Linked DNA regions of Homo sapiens: region 1 is linked to region 2. Evidence: read pairs that join two places in POLR2A ChIA-PET (ENCODE). Cell type or tissue: IMR-90. All regions are shown on one strand. Links, peaks and the distances in the headings refer to the core of each region. The heading gives the core; the rest is flanking DNA. Region 1 overlaps NAV1 (neuron navigator 1). Region 2 holds the start of MIR5191 (microRNA 5191).

The links. Peaks named below come from ENCODE experiments on the same cell type or tissue, not always from the same donor. Only the 100,000 strongest peaks of a DNase experiment are listed, where the experiment ranks them.
Region 1: POLR2A ChIA-PET joins it to region 2 with 11 read pairs; 2 of 35 experiments call an interaction of 5 or more read pairs at or near these places.

Annotation. Positions count from the first base shown.
Region 1 is chr1:201,571,640-201,582,551 of GRCh38, reverse strand. All of the region lies in intron 1 of NAV1 (neuron navigator 1), which reads right to left. Among named protein-coding and RNA genes, the nearest start is that of NAV1, 38 kb to the right of the region's middle. In IMR-90, for the core only: no CTCF peak of the experiment used is centred there; no DNase peak of the experiment used is centred there.
Region 2 is chr1:201,714,663-201,725,574 of GRCh38, reverse strand. NAV1 (neuron navigator 1) reads right to left here. Exons shown (of 34, transcript NM_001389617.1): 7 at 6,820-7,185. The region is part of intron 2 of IPO9-AS1 (IPO9 antisense RNA 1); the gene reads left to right. It overlaps MIR5191 (microRNA 5191), which reads right to left and starts at 6,067; the gene lies at 5,948-6,067. It overlaps LOC124904483 (a long non-coding RNA gene), which reads left to right. Exons shown (of 2, transcript XR_007066790.1): 2 at 660-3,520. RefSeq lists enhancers at 595-1,096, 5,305-5,951. In IMR-90, for the core only: no CTCF peak of the experiment used is centred there; a DNase peak (open chromatin) is centred at 5,574; H3K27ac peaks cover 2,072 bases.

The DNA.
Region 1 (10,912 bases), core at 4,130-6,629, 140 kb after region 2:
GACTGTCCCAGGGTCCTGAGTCAGCTGGTTTCTGGCTGGCTTCTGCCCACAGGAGGCACTGGAGGAAAGGAGAAGCCAGGGGATTCCTCTCTCTTCCCCTCTACCTCAGGAGGTGTCATAGCAATATCCAAGTCCCTTTGGAGGCCCAGCCCTTCCCATACTGGTCCTGTGTGCTTCCAGATTCCCAGGATCTTGGTTGCCTCTGCCTGGGAGTGGCAGCTGCTTCCTCCCCTGTTTGACTCGTCAGCTCTTCTCTCTCTCATGTAGCCAGTTCTCAGCACTAAATTTCCTCTCTTGCAAATATGAAAAGTGGTTTCTGGTAAGAATGACTGATACAAACTCATGACTGGCCTTTCCTTGCCCTTCTCAGTCTCATTTGTGGTGTCCTGCATGGCTCCTCTTTTGCTGACCACTTGTGAAACATGGCAGCTCTGTTCCTGGTCTGTTTGTTTGTTTGAGACGGAGTCTCACTCTGTCACCCAGTCTGGAGTGCAGTGGCGCGATCTCAGCTCACTGCAAGCTCCGCCTCCCAGGTTCACGCCATTCTCCTGCCTCAGCCTCTCGAGTAGCTGGGACTACAGGCGCCCGCCACCATCCCCAGCTAATTTTTTGTATTTTTAGTAGAGACGGGGTTTCACCGTGTTAGCCAGGATGGTGTTTCTGGTCATTTTTAAAAAAATTCTTAGAACCTTATCAGGGAGCTTTATTATTTTTTTCTTTTTTGATACAGAGCCTGGCTATATCGTCCAGGCTCGAGTGTAGTGGTGCAATCTCAGCTCACTGCAACCTCTGCCTCCGGAGTTCAAGTGATTCTTGTGCCTCAGCCTCCAGAGTAGCTGGGATAACAGGCGCCCACCACGACACCCGGCTAATTTTTGTATTTTTAGTACAGACAGGGTTTCGCCATGTTGACCAGGCTGGTCTGGAACTCCTGACCTCAGGTGATCCGCTCACCTCAGCCTCCCAAAGTGCTGGGATTATAGGCATGAGCCACCGCGCCCGGCCGGAGCTCTGTTTTTAACTACTGATTCTATGTAATGACTCTCAAATCTGCCTCTCTCTGGCCTTAACTTCTCCACTGAGACACTTGTCCACCTGACATCCTTACTGGGATGCTCACAGACTCCGCACAGTCAACACAGCTAAACTCCGTTTCTTTCTTTCCCTCTCAAAATCTGATGCTCATTTTCTCAGATGGGGCTACTAAGCCAAGGCGTTAAGCTCCTCCTTTCTCCCACATCCATTCCAACCTGTGAATCTTGTCTCCTAAATCTCTCTCAAGATTATCCCTGCAACCCATCTCCACCACCACTGCCTGTGTTCAACCCTCACTCGAACCGTAACAAAAACCTGCTCGCTGGTCTCTCCACTCCCTGCCCTGTCCATCCCAGGATGACTGCTCAGAAAGCCTTTAAGGGTAAGCATGGCAAACAACTCCTTCTATGATCCAGTCTCTACCCCATTCCCTACCTCTGCTAACTTCTCCTGTTTTGTCTTCCTTTCCCTATGCCATGCACCGGCCCCCACGAACAACCTGCAGTGAGTACTCTGCCCCTCCTGTTGTCTGATGCCTCTATGCCTTTGTAGCTGCTGTGTTGCCTGGTGGGATGCCCTTTACCATCGTGTCCATCCAGAAATCCATTTATCTTTCAAAGTTTAGCTCAAGCATAACCTACCTCCTCTAAGAAACCATTCTTCCCCCAACCCCATCCCAAGTAGGGCGATGACTCCCACCTCCTTTAAGCCTCCAGAATATCTCATATTCTTTTTTTTTTCTTTTTTAAGACAGTCTTGCTCTGTCACCTAGGCTGGAGTGCAGTGGTGGGATCTCGGCTCACTGCAATCTCTGCTTCCTGGGTTCAAGCAATCTCCTGCCTCAGCATCCTGAATAGCTAGGATTACAGGCGTGCGCCACCACGCCCAGCTATTTTTTGTATTTTTAGCAGAGACGGGGTTTCACCATGTTGGCCAGGCTGGTCTCGAACTCCTGACGTCAAGTGATCCACCCGCCTCAGCCTCCCAAAGTGGTGGGATTACAGGCATGAGCCATCACTCCTGGCTGAAAACCTCATGTTCTAAATACTTGGATGGTATTGATCTATTTGTTTGCTAGGCTTTGAACTCTTTGAGAACCAAAAAAAAATTTTATTTGTCTTTATGGGCTGGCACAGAACAGGTGTTCAAGAAAAATTCTGGAAGCTGGAGTACTGTGATTGTTAATTTTAGCTGTCAGCTTGATTGGATTAACGGATACCCAGGTAGCTAGTAAACATTATTTCTGGGTATGTCTGTGATGGTGTTTCCAGAAGAGATTGGCATTTGAGTCAGTGGACTGAGTAAGGAAGATCTGTCTTCACCCAATGTGGGCAGCCACCATCTAATCTGCTAAGGGTCCAGGCTGAACAAAAAGGCAGAACAAAAAAGTGAATTTGCTCTCTCTCTCCTGGAGCTGGGACAGTTTTCTCCTCTTGCCCTTGGACATCAAGAACTCCAGGTTCTCTGGCTTTTGGATTCTGGGATTTGCGCCAGAGACCACCCTTCCCCCCAGTTTCTCAGGCCTTTGGCCTTGGGCTGAGAACTACATCATTGGCTTGCCTGGGTCTGAGGCCTTTAGACTTGGACTGAGCCATGCTACTGGCTTCCCTGGTTCTTCAGCCTACAGACAGCCTATCATGGGACTTCTCAGCCTCCAAAATCACATGAGCCAATTCCCATAGTAAATCCCCTCTCGTGTATCTATTTTTATATCTTATCGGTCTGTTTCTCTGAAGAACCCTAATACAAGTACTTTTCCTTATTCCTCCCAATAGTTGTACTTACAACTAAAAACCCTGGACATTATATATAAAGCAAACATAAGAAGACTCTGAAAGGTGGAGATAAAAAGGTAGACTGAGGCCAAGCACAGTGGCTCATGTCTGTAATCCCAGCGTTTTGAGAGGCCGAGGTGGGTGGATCACTTGACACCAGGAGCTCAAGACCAGCCTGGCCAACATGGTGAAACTCCATCTCTACTAAAAATACAAAAATTATCCAGGCGTGGTGGTGCATGCCTGTAATCCCAGCTACTCGGGAGGCTGAGGCATGAGAATTGCTTGAACCCAGGAGGCAGAGGTTGCAGTGAGCCATGATTGTGCCACTGCACTCCAGCTTGGGTGATAGAGTAAGACTCTGTCTCAAAATAAAAAAAGGGTGGATGAAGTAGGGACCTTGGGACTCAAGGAACAACATGGCGATGAGGTCTCTGAGTTCATTTGTTTGTTTTTTTCTTCATAAATTCCAGACTTGGAGCTGAAGAAGTCATCAACCCAGAAATGCCAATGGGTGCAAACAAAAGAAGCCTCAACAAAAGCCTGCTTTCTCCAGCCAAAGGCCAGGAAAGTGGCAGCCCAGAAAGACAGAACATTTTTTTTTTTTTGAGACTGAGTTTTGCTCTTGCCGCTCAGGCTAGAGTGCAACGGTGTGATCTTGGCTCACTGCAACCTCCGCCTCCCAGGTTCGAGCGATTCTGCTGCCTCAGCCTCCCGAGTAGCTGGGATTACAGGTGTGTGCCATCATGCTTGGCTAATTTTTATATTATTAGTAGAGATGGGGTTTCACCATGTTGGCCAGGCTGGTCTCGAGCTCCTGACCTCAGGTGATCCACTCACCTCGGCCTCCCAAAGTGCTGGGATTAGAAGTGTGAGCCACCATGCCCGGACCAGAAAACTTTTAGATGATAGTTGTTCAATGATAAAGTTTGAATGATGATAGTTGTTCAAACTTTTAGATGATAGATAGTTCACTCCAGCCAAACGCCATAGGAAAAATTGTGCTCCCACTTTCATCCAGGGCAGCGAAGGGCAAGTGGGGAGCCTAGAGTTCACCTTCACCAGGCCATGATGAAGTGCCCAACAACCCCACTAGGGTGGTGTCAGAGAAGGCTGAGTAGCAAGCCCAAAGTTCCATCCCCTCCTCCTGGTAATGAGGCCATTCATTATCAGTGGAGCCCATATGCGGAGCCTGGACTTCCACCCCCACCTAGCAGTAATAAGGCACCCTTCCTGCTTCCCACAGTGTGGTATAAGAGGAGGCCTAGTGGAGAGACAGAACTTTCATCATTACCCAGAGATAAGCCACCCTCAGCTCAGTTCCCCTGGAAACCAAGCAGGGAGCTGGAACTCCTACCCCTAGCCCAGGGGTAATGAAGAACAAAGAACAGAAGCTATAAAGAAGAACCAAATGGAAAATTTTAAACTGAAAAATACAGTAACTGAAGTGTTGATCTCAGTGGATGGGATCAACAGTAGAATTAAGGAGAACAATCAGAGAACTGGAAGATAGAACAATAGAAATTAACCAATATGAACAACAGAAAGAAAATAGACCAAAACAAAAAGCAGAGCAGATTCTTAGGGGCCTGTGGGACTATAACAAAAGATCTAACTTTCGTGTTATTGAAGTTCTGGTAAGAGAAAAGAAAGAGGATGGTGCTGAAAAAGTACTCCAAGAAAAAATAGTTGAAAACTTTGCAAAGTTGGCAAGAGACATAAACCCACAGATTCAAGAATCTGAGCAAATGCCAAACAAGATAGACCTAAAGAAATCACAAATTAAGCATCTGCGAGTTAAAGACAAAGAAACAATCTTGAAAGCAGGAAGAGAAACAGGAAACCTTAATCTACAGGTGGAAAGGGTTCAAATGACAGTAGATTTCTCATTGGAAACCACGGAGGACAGAAGGAAGTGGCACAATATTTTTCAAGTGCTGGGGGGAAAATAAAAAGAACTGTCAACTCATAATCCTATACCCAGTAAAAATATTCTTCAGGAATAAAGGGGAAATCAAGAACATTCTCAGATGAAGAGAAACTAAGAGACTTTGTTGCCAGAAGGACTACTCTAAAAGAATAGCTAAAGGAAGTTCTCCAAACAGAAAGGAACAGAATAGAGAATCCAGAAACAGACCCACACAAATATGCCCAACTGATTTTTGACAAAGGTGCAAAAGTAATTTAATAAAGGAAAAACAGCTTTTCCAACAAATGGTGCTGGAGTGATTGGACATCCATAGCCAAAAAAAAAAAAAAAAAAAAAAAATCTAAGTCTCAGGCCTTATGCCAAAGTTAACCCAAATGGATTGTGTGTTTAAATGCGAAACATAAAAATATAAAACTTTGAGGAAAAAATATTTTAAAAATCTTTGGCAAAGAGTTCTTAGACTTGATAACAAAAGCACAATCCATAAAAGGAAAAATTGATAAATTAGACTTCCTCAAAATTAAAATGTTTCATTCTGTAAAAGACCCTGTTACAATGTTACAAAAGACATACAGAGTAGGAGAAAATATTTGTCAACCACATATCCAGCAAAGAACCAGCACTTATAATACAGAAAGAGCAATCAAAACTCAACAGTCAGGCCAGGCATAGTGGTTCACTCCTGTAATCCCAGCACTTGGGAGGCTAAGATGGGAGGATTGCTTGAGGCCAGGAGGTTGAGGTTGTGAGCTGTGATGGCACCACTGCACTCCAGCCTAGATGACAGAGCAAAACTCTGTCTCAAAACAAAACAAAACAAAACTCACCAAAAACCAAACAATTCAATTAGGAAATAGGCAAAAGACATGAAGAGATATAGCACCAAAGAGATGTCTAAATAAGCACGTGAAAAGAAATTCAAAATCATTAGCAATTAGAGAAATGCAAATTAAAACCATGAGGAGATATTACTACATACATATTAGAATGGCTACAATTTTAAAGCAATGACAACACCAAATGTTGGTGAGATGCAGAGAAACTGGATCATTCATACATTGCTGGTAGAAATGTAAAATGGTACACCCACTTTGGAAAGTGATTTGGCAGTTTCTTAAAAAAATTAACTTGCAACTAACACGTGACCCAACAACTGTACATCTCAGAGAAATGAAGAGTTATGTTCACACAAAAACCTCTACACGAATGAATATATTAGCTTTATTATTTTTTTTTTTGGAGAGGGTCTCGCTGTGTTGCCCAGACTGGTCTTGAACTCCTGGGCTCAAGGGATCCTCCTCCATCAGCCTCCTGATTAGTTGAGATTACAGGCACATGCCACCATCCCCAGCTTATCAGCTTATTCTTAATAGCCCCAAACTGGAGACAACCCATGTCTTTCAATAATGAATGATTAAACAAACTATGGTACATCCATATCATAGAATATTACTCAGCAACAGAAACAACTGAACTATTGATACACACACCTGGATGAATCTCCACAGAATTATGCTAAGTGAAAAATAACTGTTCCCAAAAGGAATATGCTCTATGATTCCATTCATATAACATTCTTGAAATGGCAAAAGTATAGAAATGGCAAACATATTAGTAGTTGCCAGGAGTCAAAGAAAGGGTGGAGGCAGGAGAGAAGTGGGCGTGCCTTTAAAAGGGCGACATGAGGGATCCCTGTGGTGACAGGACTGTTCTGTGTCTTTACAGCAGCCGGGCCAATATCCTGGTAGTGATATTGTACTACAGTTTTGCAAGATGTTAACACTGGGGGAAGCTGGGTAAAGGGTATCCAGGATCCCTTTGTGGTGTTTCTTACAATTGCATGCAAATCTACAATGTCTCAGAATTAAAAGTTTAATAAAAGTCAACAATTGTGGAAAGCATGCACGAATAAATAATTGAGTAAGTGAAAGAACACAGGAAATCAGGGAAGAAATACCCCATGCCTGGTGATCAAGGACCAAGATGCAAATAAATGCTCTAGCCTACAGTCTCTCTCTCTTCATAATTTGTCCCTTCCCTCCTTCCTTCATAATAAACTCGAGAAACACTTTATCAAAGAAACTGTCCTTAATTGGCCTCAGATGTTGTTACGTCACCACTCCGTGCTCCTCCAGGACTCATGTTCATTTTTGACATTAGGTATTTGTCCTTGTTTGGATTTGGATTTTCCTTCCAATTTAAGGGGCCCCTGAACATTTCCTCCAACAGACTGGGGGCAGCCTAAGGGCAAACACCTTCATCATCCCATTGGACACGCCTCCCTGATGTAGATACGCAGTTCTGAATACTGCAACAGAATTCAATACAAGATCTGCCAACTCCAGTGAATTTAGGTGTTCCCAAAGATAGATGTCAATAAATACTGGCTGAGTTGAACTGGACATGCTATAAATTCCCTCATGCACAGGACTAGATCCTATAGCTCAGCAGTTCATAGGCCAGTAGACTAAGAGACAAAGGATCAAGGAGAAAGAAGGGCAAGAAGGGTAGAAAGATAGTAAGGACCAGGTTGGGGGGTCCACCAGGAACCCTGAAGAAGACACATCTCTCTCTCTCTAGGTCTCTGTCTCTGGTCCTCTCCCCAGCTGCTTCCCAAACTAATTCCCAGGAAAAGGGAAGCACTGAGAGTCCCAGGGGTTAGAAACACATCAGAACAAAGAAAAGTTAAGTCACTTTCAGCCATTCCACTCTGCATCAGGACTTCAAAGGAGAAAGCACCATCTAGGTTGAAGATGGGCCCTTTGTGTCAGCTGCTGGAAAGTCTTTGGCTTTTCCAGGCAAGGATTAGACAATGGCCTGGGCACTTTGCAGCTTTCCTCTCCCCATGTTAGAGAGTGTGGGGCCTCTGGCACTGTCTGTCTTCCATGCCTCCCTAGCCAAGTGCCATGAGCACCCCAGTCTGAGCAGAGGCCGAGCAATGTGTGGCGGGGGCAACAAGCCCCGCAGCTCTCCTTCCTTCCACCTGAGACACTGAATCTGTCTGTGCAGAGGATAAACAGAGGCAGGGAGGGTCAGGGCTCCCAACGCTGGTGACGGTGGTGGTAGGAGGCGCAATGGTGGCTCCAGCTAGTTTCTGGCAGTGGCAACAGAATTGATCTGAGCAGGCTTCTTGTGCCACGAATTGGGCTGTGGTTCTGGCTACCAGCTTTCCTTGGAAGCTGCAGGTTTCCCAAGCCTGGTTCTGCAGCCTTCCCACTTGCTCAGTAAGCTACTGGGATATCCAACAAGCTCTTTTTCTATGAGGTTGAGCAGGGCTGAGTTCCTTTGCTTGCTCACAGGAAACCTGAGGTCCAGGGTGGGACTGACCACCACAGGCTCTGGGTGGCCCATCCTGACTCCGAGTGCTGGGTTCATGCTGCTCCTTCTGCCTGGTGCTTTCCCACAGCTAACAACCACTCGACCCAAACCCATCATCCTGTAAAGTCCAATTCTCATGCCACCTGCTCCACGGAGCAATCTTGGATCTCTCCAGAGAATGAATGTCTCTCTCGTCAACACTCCCCAGCATTTTACCTGACTCTCTCTGTGGGGATTTAACACTTCCTACTTTAGATTATAGAAAGTTGTGTATTACTTTTCTCCCTTACTACATGGTGAGTGTCCTGAGGCTGAGGTCACTTCTTGTTTTCTCCCTTGTACCCAGCCCAGTCCTCTACACTGAAGAGTGCTCAGTAAATGCTTATAAATAGAACTCTTCAGTTTATTTAGACTCGTTCTTTTTTTTTTTTCTTAGAGACAGGGCTGCACTCTGATGTCCAGGCTAGAGTGCAGTGCCGCCACTATCATAGCTCACTGTAGCCTCAAACTCGTGGGCTCAAGCGATCCTCCCACCTCAACCTCCCAAGTAGCTGGGACTACAGGCACGTGCCACCGTGCCTGGCTAATTTTTAAAATTGTTTTAGAGATGGGACCTTTCTATGTTGCCCAGGTTGGGACTAGGCATTCTTAACTTGGGGTCCAGGCACCCGCTGAGCTGAATGTAATGCATTTTTTGGACACAATGCCCACAGCTTTCATCAGATTCCCAAAAAGGGTCCATGACCCCAAACCAATTAGTAATAGATAATATTTGTTGAGTGTTTACTAGGTACCTGGCACCATTTTATATATTTTTCATGTATTAGCTCTCTTAATCATCACAAGATCCCTGGGAGATAGGTACAGCAGGCAGGCCTGGAGCAGAAGACAATTTGGGCCTCCCTCTGTCATGATGGAGGGTCCTGACTGCAAAACAGGAGGCAGGGAGGGGGTGTGTGACAGACATGTAGGGGAGGGGACAAAGCTCTCTGTCAGGAAGAACTGGTGCAGAGGCAGGGCAGGGCAGGGGCTCCCTGAGGGTTTACCTGGGGTCACATGGCTCCACTTCAAAAAGATTTGTTTTTATTCCCCTCCCTTCCTTCCTTCCTTTCTTCTTTCCCCTTGAAAAAGTGTGAATACGGTACAGGTGTGCACACACACACACACGCATACACACACACATATCAGGAGATGAAACATTATCTGGACTTAGCAGCCACGTTCTGTGAAATCAGCACTCCAGGGTCAGCTCCCTGTGGCCTGCCTCGACTTGATGTCCTGCTGTCTGTACATCCTTTGAATCAGTCAGGGTGTCTGGCCTACATGGTAAATTCCTCAGGCACAGGCCATGTGCCTATGCATAATTCAGTCTGAGCTTGATCAACACAAATGAACATTGTCAGGCCTTTAAACAAAGTTTGATTATTTACTTTTGAAGGAGGGCTCTTCCATGCAACCTTTCCAGTGATGACACTAGTTTCAGATGGAGCTGACCTTGGGCTGCTGGGCTCAGGCTTCTAGAAGGTGAGATGGGCAGGGGCAAGATGGAGTAGGAAGGAGCAGGGTTGGACAGCATGGGAGGAGATGGCTATGGGGACAGAAAGAAAAGTAATTCCCAAGAAGAGCACAGCTGGAAACCACCCCCTACCCCAGGGCATCTACTTGAGCAATGAGGATTAATCTCTGTTGTCAACACCTGCACAGTTTAGAGCAGGCCACTTAGCTGCCTCCTTTGAGTCTTGTGATGACTTGCTGGTAAGGTATAAGACAGTCATTCCTATCCCCATTTCATTGATGGTGATAAAGGCTAAAAGAAATTAGAATCTGGCCAGGCGCGGTGGCTCACGCCTGTAATCCCAGCACTTTGGGAGGCTGAGGCGGGTGGATCATGAGGTCAGGAGTTTGAGACCAGCCTGGCCAATATGGTGAAACCCCCGTCTCTCCTAAAAATACAAAAATTAGCCGGGCATGGTGGTGCGTGCCTGTAGTCCCAGCTACTCGGGAGGCTGAGGCAGAAGAATTGCTTGAACCGGGGAGGTGGAGGTTGCAGTGAGCCAAGATTGCACCACTGCACTCCAGCCTGGGTGACAGAGCAAGACTCTGTCTCAAAAAAAAAAAAAAAAGAAAGAAAGAAAGAAAAGAAATTAGAATCCAAGTCTCCTGACTCCAAATCTTGAACTTGGCCTACCACACAATGCTGCTCTCAGGGAACTATGGAAGCCAGCTTAGGATCCAGGGTTCTGTAGCCTGGAGATGCTGTGGCCCCTGCAGAAGCCCACCATGCTTGTCACATGCCTCAGCCTGGAGGACCAAAAACCCCGCTGCCCAGTTTCCTCGCTATCCCATGATGAATCCCATAACTTCTCCCTTAATCTGTGATCACATCCTCATCTCTGAGGAACCTGAGTAAAACACTCTCTCATATAGGACCTTTTGTCTGGAAGGTGCTCAGTGACTGTGAGTGGAATGAGCGATCAGATGAGTGAATGACTGAGTGAGTGAAGTGTTAATAATTCCTTATGGGTGCATTAGGCACATTAGGTATTCCCCTTTCCGCTATTAATAGATGGTTATACCAGAGTATCATTAACATATGTGGTACTTTTACCCACTCAAATTGTTTGTGCCCTTCCCCTGTGATAAACAATTTTGCCAAGAACATTCTTGCAGCTAGATCTTTGTACACATTGATGATCATTTACTTCAGTTAAATTCCTATGTAATCCCACTTTAATAATGGGATAAACAGAACCAAATTAGGAAGGGAAATTTGCTGCAAAAGAAAAAAAGGTCATAATAAGCAATTCTAGGCAAAACAGAACGCCTAGCCAGGCTTCCAGTTCTTGACTGTGGA
Region 2 (10,912 bases), core at 4,034-6,533:
CAACTCCTGGGCTCAAGTGATCCTCTTGTCTCAGCCTCCCAGGTAGTTGAGACTATCCATAGGCACGTGCTGCCATGCCCAGGGTATCACTTTGTTGCCCAGGCTGCCTACCTCCCTTTTAGATTTGAAGTCCTTTCAGGAGAGAAACTGAGTTTCCTTCCTGAACTTGAATGTTGGGTCCTCCCGAGGATGGCCCCCTACTGCTCTCTGCTTCTATCCTTGGGTTCCATGAGCAAAAACTAGGCCTGGCCCAGCTGTCCCGCTAGGCGGGATTCCTAAAGACCTACCAGGAAACAGAGAAGGCAAAGGCAGAAGAAGACATAAGAAGTGGGACAACTCTACTCCTTGTCCATTCAAATTCAAAAGGGGTCTCTTCTCTTTGTACAAACCACATAAACCCAGTGCTCATTGCAAGAGAATTCTTATCGATGAGGGTGGCTGGGTTGGGTATCTTGAGGTCTGAGAGTCAGACATGAGCCAAGTGGGAGGGCAGTGAATGCAGCTCCTTCTCAGGAGGGTAGCTGCAGAGGCTGGGGCCCTGTCAGCAAGGCTGGAAGTGTCTCTTTAAGGCTTGAGCTCGCTGATTCTGGGAGCACAGAGCCAGCCTGGGAGAAGGCAGGGGCCTACAGTTTATTTTATTTGACATTTTTCAACGTCAGGACACTTCAGAGCCAAAGAGGAAACGAATCCCATCTGTTCTGAGCCCCCAAGCACAGTTCAAGAGGACAGGCTGGGGAGTGGAGGAAGGGGCGGTGAAGAGAAAAATAAGAAGACTGGAACATCCAGCCACACACGGAGGGCAGGAAGCCACCTGATGAGAGAGCCAGGGTGTGGCAGAAGTCGCCAAGGAATCCTTCTGTTCCCGACACACGCCTACAGCACTCGCTCAAGATGGAGCCTGCTGACTCTGTCTAAGGCCCTGTGGCCCTTGGCATAGGTTTCAGGACAGCAGTCCTGTCAGGGCTGTGGACCTCACACCTCTATGTAATGTGAAGGGCACCCTCTGGAGTTGTGGGACTTGGCAGTAGTGTTACTGCACTGGCCTGCAAGTCCCCATCCATTACTGCCACCCAGCTCAGACACAGCTCACCCATTCACATACACAAAAATGGACACATTGAGAGGGAAACCCACATTAAAGTAGGGAGAAGATGGAGGGCCCTCTGACCTCCTCCCATCAGGCACGTGTGCCTCCTCTACTCAGTGCCTGCATCCACCTCTGTATGGGTACCCATCCTCTATTCCCCTCCCACTCCAATGGATGCCAGGGATGGAAGGACAGATGGCTGTGAAACTTATCTTCTTATTTAGATTAAATTCCAGACTTTCCTATTTTTAGAAAAACAAATTCCTTTTGTATTTCCAAGTGGTAAAAATGGCCCGAGCTGTCATCTAGGACAGTCAGCAGCCAACTCAAAGTTGTCTGCAGTGTCATGATTTGGATATTACCCTGGCGAGACTACTTCTAGTGTCAAGCGGGTGATCAGTCTAGGTGCCAAATTTTAAGAGGGTCATTGACGTCCTGAGAGCTTCCAGAGGAGGGTGACCAGGACAATGAAAGGTTCGAAAAACTGGGTCATTGAAAAAAGTACTGAAATAAGCTAGGGACTTTTTCTTTTTCTTTTTGGTCTAGAGAATATTTGAGCTATATTAAGAACATGTTGAAATATTTGGATGAAGAGTTACACCCTTATTCTATTTTTCCCAGATGACAGAATTTGAATCAATAGGTAGAAGTTACAGCGAAACAGATTTCAGTTGAATATTTAGAAACTTTCTTATAACTTAATTCTGTATGATATGGAATAAGCTTCCCATCACTGTGCCTATGCAAGCCAAGGATGAAAGACTGTCTGTCAGGGATACTGTAGATAAGATTATTGTACTAGATAGGAACATGGACTAGTCTAAAATTACTGAGAAGCTTTAGAAAAATGTGGCTTTCTGGGTAGCAGAGATTCTGCATTGGTAAGTCTGAGGCTTAGAATTTGTATTTCCAAAAAACCCCATCAGCTATAAAACTCTCAGAAGAAAACGTAGGGGAAAAGCTGCATGGCGTTAGATTTTGCAGTGATTTCTTAGATATGACACTCAAAGCATAGCCAACAAAAGAAAAAAACAGATAAAATGGATTTCATCTAAATAAAAAGCTTTTGTGCATCAAAGGATACATCTACAGAATGAAAAGGAAACCCAATACACAGAATGAAAGAAAATATCTCCAAATCATACATGTGATAAAAGGTTCATATCTAGCATATATAAAGAACTCTTAACACTCAAAAAGAAATTAAACAACACAATTTAAAAATGGGCAAAGGACTTGAATAGATATCTCTCCAAAGAAGATGTACAAATAGCTAATAAGTACATAAAGCTGCTCCATATTACTAATCACTACAGAAATCAAAACCACAATGAGATAACCACTTCGCCTCCATCAGGATGGGTTTTTTCTTTTTTTGAGTTGGAGTCTCGCTCTGTCGCCCAGGCTGGAGTGCAGTGGTGCAATCTCGACTCTCTGCAACCTCCGCCTCCTGGGTTAAAGCAATTCTCCTGTGTCAGCCTCCCGAATAGCTGGTATTACAGGCACGCACCACCACGCCAGCTAGTTTTTGTAGTTTTGGTAGAGATGGGGTTTCACCCCACACCAGTTGGCCGGACTGGTCTCCAACTCCTGACCTCAAGTGATCTACCCAACCCAGCCTCCCAAAGTGCTGGGATTACAGGTGTGAGCCACCGCGCCTGGCCAGGATGGCTACTATAAATACAAACAAAACAGAAAATAGTAAATGTTGGGGAGAATTCGGAGAAATTAGAACCCTCATTCATTGCTGGTAGAAATATCAAATGGTGCAGCCATTGTGGAAAACGGTATGGTGGTTCCTCAAAACAAACAAACAAACAAACAAACAAAAAACACATAGAATTACCATATGATACAGCAATTCCATTTCCAGGTATATACCCAAAAAGAACCGAAAGCAGGGACTTGAATAATATTTGGACACTAATTTTCAGAGCAACATTCTTCACAATAGCCAAAAGGTGGTAACAACCCATGAACAGATGAATGGGTAAACAAAATGTGGCGTATACCTACAACAGAATAGAGTTCAACCTGAAAAAAGAATGAAATTCTAACGCTACAACATAAATGCTCCCTGATGACATTATGCTAAGTAAATAAGCCAGTCATTAAACAACAACAACAACAAAGACTGTATGATTCCACTTATATGGGTTACCTAGAGTAGTCAAATTCATAGAGACGAAAAGTAGAATGGTGGCTCCCAGGAGCTGAAGGGAGGAGGAAAGGGTAGCTACTGTTTAATGGGTACAGTTTCTCTTTGGGGAGAAGACAGAATTCTGGAGATGGACGTGATGATGGTTACACAGCAGTGTGAATGTACTGAATGCCACTAAACTGTACACTTTAAAATGGTTAACATAAAATGGTAAATTTTATGTTATATATATATAACCACAATTTTTAAAAATAAATCCTTTTTAAAAAACATGTATGATTATTCTGGTAGCAGCATCAGAGTCACTTTCTTCCTTCTAGTTTGCTGACTTCAGTTTGAAGAATTTGCCTTCTTTGGTTTGCTGACTAATGACCTGAAAGGGGCCTGGTCACTGGAGGGAGTAGGGAGAGCTGACTTGAGACTGAACAGGGGCTTGGGAAGAGCCGTCAAAGGGATGATCCCCCCGCAGATAAACAGAGTGTGGAGAAAGCGCCAGAATTACTGTCATCTTTTATGGCTCACTCGGATAGCTTGGAGCCGATTATGTCACCCAGTGGGGAAAGATCAGCTTTTCTGCTGGCCCAGTGCTGGGAGCTCTTGGGAGGTGGGAAAGTAAATTGCAGTGGGCCGAGGCTGATGGGTGGGCAGGGGTGTCGCAGTGTGGAGGGAAGCGCTGAAGCTATCCCTACAGGGAACAGTCCTACCCCTTTAATGACTAGAAAAACAGTTTTTTAAGAAATAGGACATTTTCTAAATTATAACATCTAGATGGAAACCACAGTGGGGATGAGAAGACCAACAGGAGGCTGAGCAACGACAGCTCAGGTTTGCATGTTCACTTAAAGAGTCGCTGGAATCCAGGTTGCCCTGTTACTAATTAAAACAACAACAACACTTAACCATGAAAACCCATAATCGAGGAGTGACTGTTTACATTAAATTACTGGGGATTATAAGTTGATTCCCTTCAACTCTGACTTCTCAGATGGCCATGTTTACAGTCCCAGCAGGGAAGTTAACAAACTCGTGTTAAGGGTTACTGCTAACTGAAGGTTGACCATAAAAAATGCATGTGAAATGATCTTGTAAACTAGCATCACAGTTTACAGGAAGGTCCACTTTATGGATATTGCCATGCCAACAATTGATTCTGTGTTCCCCATGCAAACTCCAGGCTTCCCAAGGCTTACAGCTGGGGGCTGTGCAGGGAAGGCAAGTTCTTATTCATGCTAGTCTCGGTGAACTCTAATTTTTAAAAAATGGATTCGGGAACACACATCCTGTCCAGAGGAAGGAGGATAAAGCAAGGGTGTTAGAGGGGGGATAAAGGGGGTCTTTCCTACCCTTTCCCCCTGCATTCCATGCCCCCACAGCCTATTATCTATGCCCCTGGGATTGACCAGCTGCTACTAGATCTGTCTTTGCTGCTGATGCTGAGTAAGTGGGACTCTGGTCAGACTACACACCCCTGACGGTAAGAATCATGTCTCTCCATCAGTCTGGGACTCTAATAACAACAAAAATAATATAGCAACAAAAATAATAGCTATCATTTAGTGAGCATTTACAATGAGCCAGGAATTATTCTAAGTACTTTACATATATTAACCCATTGAATCCTCATCAGAACCCTGAGATAAGTTCTACTGTTATCTGCATTTGACAGATAGACAAATGAAAGAAAGCCTGGGGAGGTGAACCAGTTTGCTCAAGCTCATACAGCTAGTTAAGAGCCGGAAGTCCTGCCACCTTCCTCAGACTGCGACGTCTCCAAGCAGGGCTCCTGTACCTTGCAACACTTGGGGTATTTTCTGCCATGGCCATCAGGTGGGTTGGTGGGGTGAAGGGCTCTCAGAGGGATCTCGTTTCCATCAGTTTGGGAGCTGTGCTGGGCAGGGGCCCCGTCACCTCCATCAATCTGGGAGCTGTGCTGGGCAGGGGTCCTATCACTTCCCCTGTCTGGAAGCTCCCTAGGGTCTAGGGCTATGGTTCTTCTAACACATGGGGGACTTTCTAAAGACTCAGCCCCGCAGGGCTTGTGCCACCCTCTGCACCCTCCTGGGATTCTCAGAGGAGGGCAGTGACCTGACACTTCCTCAGGCAGTCCCTGGCAGCTTCCTAGGGCAGAGGCTGTGTGGAGCAGCTCCTCACACACCTTGGCTCTCCTTCCTGCCCAGCACAGGCCTCTGACCACAGAAGGAGCTCAGGATCTGTGCACTGCATGGCTTTTCTCTGGTCCCAGCTCCAGGCTGGTGGATCTGAGCGTGAGCGCGAGGTTGGGCTGGCCCCTGGGATTTAACAGGCAGTAAACAACTCCATTCATGCGTCAGTTGTTTTGCTCCAGAGCAGCCTCATCAGCTGGACAAGCCCTAACCAGATCCCTCCAAGTTCTCTGCAGGGGTGGAGATGGGGGTGGGGAACAGTGGATGGCCTGGAGCTTGGCTCTCGTCTTTTCCGAGGAGAGGCTACTTTCCACTCCCTTGAAGTCTGGGATTTTTATTGGGGAGAGGCAGGCCCTGGCAGTAAGATATTAAGTCCCTGAGAAGGAAGGGAAGGGATGCTGCTGCTACTTGTATGGCCCCTTGGCGGAGGAGGGCACCAGCAAACCAAGAAGGGAGAGTGAAAGTGGCAGTAGGCTAAGAGGTGCTCCAGAGAAGCTTCCAGAACCACTGCCTCTCTCCTGTCTCTGGGCTTGGAAGAGTTGGCCAGGATCCCCCTAAGCGCCCAGCACTTCATTCTTCCTATCCTCTCTTCTATCCTCCCAGACCAGGAGAGGACAGCAAGAATGAAGTGCTGGGGGCTTGGGGTCCTGGCCAACTCTTCCAAGGTTGGAAGGCATAGGCACAACTCTGTCAATTAAGGCAGAAAAATATAAGAAGATGAGGGTCCCTGCAGGGCAAAAGGCAGGAAAGAAGGATTTGACACGCTGGGTAGGGATTAGGAAGTTGCATGATTGGTAGAAGGTTTGCACAGGAAGAAACCCAAGGAGCAGACACTGAGGACCACAGGGGTCGGATAGGGAACTGAGGGGTTACGAACCCCTGGCAAAGGAAGTGGAGCTACTGCTGCTACTCACTGTTTGACTAGCGATTTCACCCACAAGCTCTCATTTTCTCTTCTTAGGTAGACAGATACGATGTTAATAACCTTTTTGGTTTTTTTTTTTTTTGCAAATGGGAAAGCAGATTTAGTTGTCCAGGGTCTACACAGAGTTCGCATAAGAGCTGGGAATAAAATGCTTTTCCAAGGCTCTTTGAGCCAGTTTATTGAGGGCAAAGAGCCAGGGAGGAGGGTGACAGAATGACAGCCACAGAGACCAATGAGAGGGAGGCGCCTTCATTGACCAATCAGCTCCTTGGATGTAGGCCCTGCCTACACCACACCCAAGTCTAGAATAAACCACATCGAATTTCAGAGGCAATCACAAAGTGTACACAGCACACTTTTGTGTACTTTCATAGCAGCACAGCAAACCAAAACCCGTTTTGGGTTCCACTCCACTTTTAAGGCGTCGCATCCCAGTGGTCTTTCCACCATCCTCCCCCGCCATCCAAGAAGCCCCTGCGCTTACCCGGTAGTGATGTCATCATCCTCCGTCATGGTCTTGCCCATGAGGTCACTGTCGCTCATGTAGCCGGACTTGAGGTCCACCTCATCCGAGTCCAGGGATTCGACCAGCTCCAGGCGGGAGATATGGCTGAGCTTGCTGGGGCTGCGCATGGGCATGGTGTGGGAGTAGTGGGCCCGTTCGCCGTGCATGTACCAGGCGGGCGTCCCCTCCGAGCGGCAGCTCCCACCCACAGAGGGCGCGTCACCAGCCTGCAGCCGCGGACTGGACTGGCCATAGCGCCATGACAGAGGGGACGAGCGGTTGGAGAGGCTGGACACGCTGCGTGGGTTGGCATCATCGCTGTCGTAGCAGGTCATCTCCAGGGAGCTGGGTGGAGAGCAGAAGGCACTACTTAGTCCTTGGCACAGCCGCCGTGTGCCCTGTCCCCTCACATGCACCCCAGCAATGCCTCCCCTCCACCCACAGGCCCTGTCACCTCCTCCCCACCTGCCCAAGCTCCACCTCCTCCATGAGGCCTCTGGTTGTGTGTTACCTTTGTGATACGTTATCTGTTTGACAAAGGAAATGATCTTAATTAAGTGGCTAGGGAAGAAATCCTGTATACTGTTAAGACCCTAGATTGTGTAATATGACCTAGGTTTGAATTCTTTTTTGGTATTGGTTAGTAAAGGAGCCCAAGGAAAGTAAATAACTAAAGCTTCAGTTTCCCCATCTGTACAATGGGGATAATGGCATAACATCTACCTTATAGAGTTGTAAGGATCACATATGTACAGACAGAACACAGTGCCTGGTATATGGAAGGGGTCAACAGACCTGGAGGCAAGTGGGAGAGACTGGTCACTTGAGCTTAGAAGGCCTTGGTCATTTTGTTAATGGTGTGTCCATCACCTCTCTTCTAGTAATTAGCTGAGGGCTAGCTGATTCCCAAACATCATATATAGGAAAGCTGAAGTAGAGTGCAGAGAGTATAGGAAAAGCTTTGGGAATCTGGGATGTATGGCAGGTCCCCAGTAAGACTGGTCCAAGCCACAGGCCTAGGGCAGCAGGGGAAATAAGCCTCCCCAGAGAATAGAAGCAGCCTTAACTGGACAAAGGAGAGGACACAGGGAACCAGACATGGGGGTGAAGCCAAATGTCCAGAGTCTCAAGCCTCAGGCCCTGCTAGACCAGGCCAAGGGAGCAATGCCCAGGTGAGTGCTGGATGGCCTGAGACTAGGGGAACCTGGGGGACTAGGGAAGGAGATAGGGCCAGGCGGGCTGCAGAGAGGAAATACAACTGGAATCTGGTTGAAGGGGTGGCTTGGACTTGGGTTCAGGCTGAGACCCATAATTCCATCTAGCCTAGCAGTGGGGCCAGCCCAAATCAGCCTCAGGCAGGGTCTCCATAACTTATCCTAATTAAGCCAGACAGGACTAAGTAAGCGAAACGGGGTTTGGTGGCCAAGAAAGCTGGGGCAACTGAGGCAATCTGTGGCTGGACATGAGTTACATGAGCCCAAGCAATCACTGCTCTGTGAACACATCCATTGCTTAGCCACTTTGGGGGCTGGAATGGGAGTGGGACATTGATTTTTCCATTCTGGTTTCTATCAAGTTCCTTGAAAAGAAGAAAAATTTCCAAAGTTGTCTCTATTGGACCTGAGAAAATACGGTCTTATTTTCTAACCAGCAGAACTTGAGGGATCCAAACGCTCTTGAAACTGAGTGTGCTGGGGTCCTGGCAGTAGTCCTGTGGGCAAGATGGGGGAGGCCCTGGCCAGTCAGGGCAATCAGTGGCAGCTGCTTCTGGCCCTCTGGAGGGCTTCCTGACCGTGTCCATGCCCAGCGGCTCCCCTCCTGGCCCTGCCAACTCTTTTTACTTATTTACTTATTTTTGAGACAGGGTCTCACTCTGTTGCCTAGGCTGGAGTGTAGTGGTGCAAACACGGCTCACTGCAGCCTTGACCTCCCGAGCTCAAGTGACCCTCCTGCCTCAGCCCCAAAGTAGCAGGGACGACAGGCACACATGAGCACATCTGGCTAATTTTTGTATTTTTTATAGAGATGGGGTTTTGCCATGTTGTCCAGGCTGGTCTTGAACTCCTGAACTCAAGCAATCCTCCCACCTCGGCCTCCCACAGTGCTGGGGTTACTGGCGTGAGCCACTGCACCCTGCTTCTGGCAGCCCTTTAGGAACCCCTTTGTGTTCTGCAGCTCTGCCTCATACAGTGTCTTGTTTCGGCTTCTAATTACTGTGGACCTAGACATCACATCTCCTTGGACAGAAACCGATGTGCCCCGAAGCCAGAGACTGTAGTGATGGTGCGACTTTGTCTGCCTTGCTCACTCACCACGGTATTTCAGCACTTTGCATGGCACCTGGCCTAGAGCTGGTGCTCTAGAATGAATCAAAGAGGAGCAAACCCACGATGGATGTGTGAGTAAAAAGCAAGGAAGTTCTCATCAGAAAACTCAGTCCAGCGCCCTGTGCAGTAAGTGCTTGATAAAAGCAAGCTGACCTTGACCATGGGATGAGACAGGGGAGGAAGAGGATGATGCTAACCATACTAAGAGGGTGGCGGGGATCTCCAGGGAAGCTGGTTTGGGTAGTTAGCCTACACCATGGTTATATACTAGTGTGGGAGTGAGGGCTGCACTCAGCATCTGGGTTCCTCAATTCTATTCCTGGCCTGCCCCTGTTTAGTTATTTGTACTAAAATTGCCTCTTCCCCTATTCCACAGCTCTCTCTTTTTTTTTCAGTTCCCCCAAACACATCTCTAGACATCTCTAGACTTAAGCTTGGTGAGGGGGATTCTAGCTCAGATCCTCAGTTCTTGAATTCCAGCCCTGCACCCACCCTTCAGGCTTGCCTTTCTCTGGGGAGGACACAGTTTCATTTCCTCTCCAGCCACAGTCTGACCCAGACTCTCCTCGCTGGGGGAAATGAACCAGTAGAAATTGAGGAAGCAGCACAGGAGTAAAGGCTTCTGAAAAGGAATGGAATCCAGTTATCCTGGGAGTTCCTGGGTGAAAACAGCCTTGCAGGAAGCACACACTGGACCATAAGCTCCGAGGATGAAGCTTGTGTGTGTTCTGGGGAGCCAGTGCCCAGCGCTGTGCCTGGCACACAGCTGGCATGGGTTCTGAGCATGCAGAGTACAGAACCTACCCTCATCAGCCAGCGTGACTCTGGCAGGTGCCTCCCTGCCCCCAGCCTCATTCTCTAACCCAGGGAGTATGTATATATCCTGTCTACTTCCAGGGCTAAGGGAAGGGCTCATTGATAGAAAGCCCTTTAAAAAGTAAAAGAGCCGGCAGGGCGTGGTGGCTCACACCTGTAATCCCAGCACTTTGGGTGGCCGAAGTGGGTGGATTACCTGAGGTCAGGAGTTCTAGACCAGCCTGGCCAACATGGTGAAACCCCATCTCTACTAAAAATACAAAAATTAGCCGGTGTGGTGGCACGCACCTGTAGTCCCAGCTACTTCAGAGGCTGAGGCAGAAGAATCGCTTGACCTGGGAGACAGAGGTTGCAGTGAGCTGAGATCATGCCAAGGCACTCCAGCCTGGGAGACAGTGAGACTCTGTCTCAAAAAAAAAAAAAAAAGAGCCATAAAAAGTCAGGGAATCATTGTTTTGGCTACCAGTGTGGAACAGGAATAATATAAACCAAAGCCTATGAGAGGAAGTGGCTCTAGGTCCACAGTAAACAGAAAAACCAGCTCCGGGGCTCTTGGTTCCTTTCCTATAAAGGGAGGCAGAAGCCAGAGGCCCTAGACGCTCCCCCTAAACCAGTCAGCATTATGCAAAAGGCTTGATTGAAGCCTCCCCTTTCCCACTAGAAGCAGAAAACCAATAGCGCCTGCCTAGGGTCAAGCTGTCCGGCTTAACGGAGGGACTGGGGGCTGGCTGCTCTGAGTCAGTGGCACCAGGAGGCTGGAGCTGCTACTTCTCTCCTACTCCTGTGAGTGAGTCATTTGGGGTGTGGCCCTCTCAGCAACTAAGCACTTTCTGGTGTCTTTGGCATGAGGCTGGTGGGTGACTTGGTGCTGAGAGATGTTCCAACAATTTCCTTGGATGGGGGAAGGCAGATGTCCAAGATTTCATCCG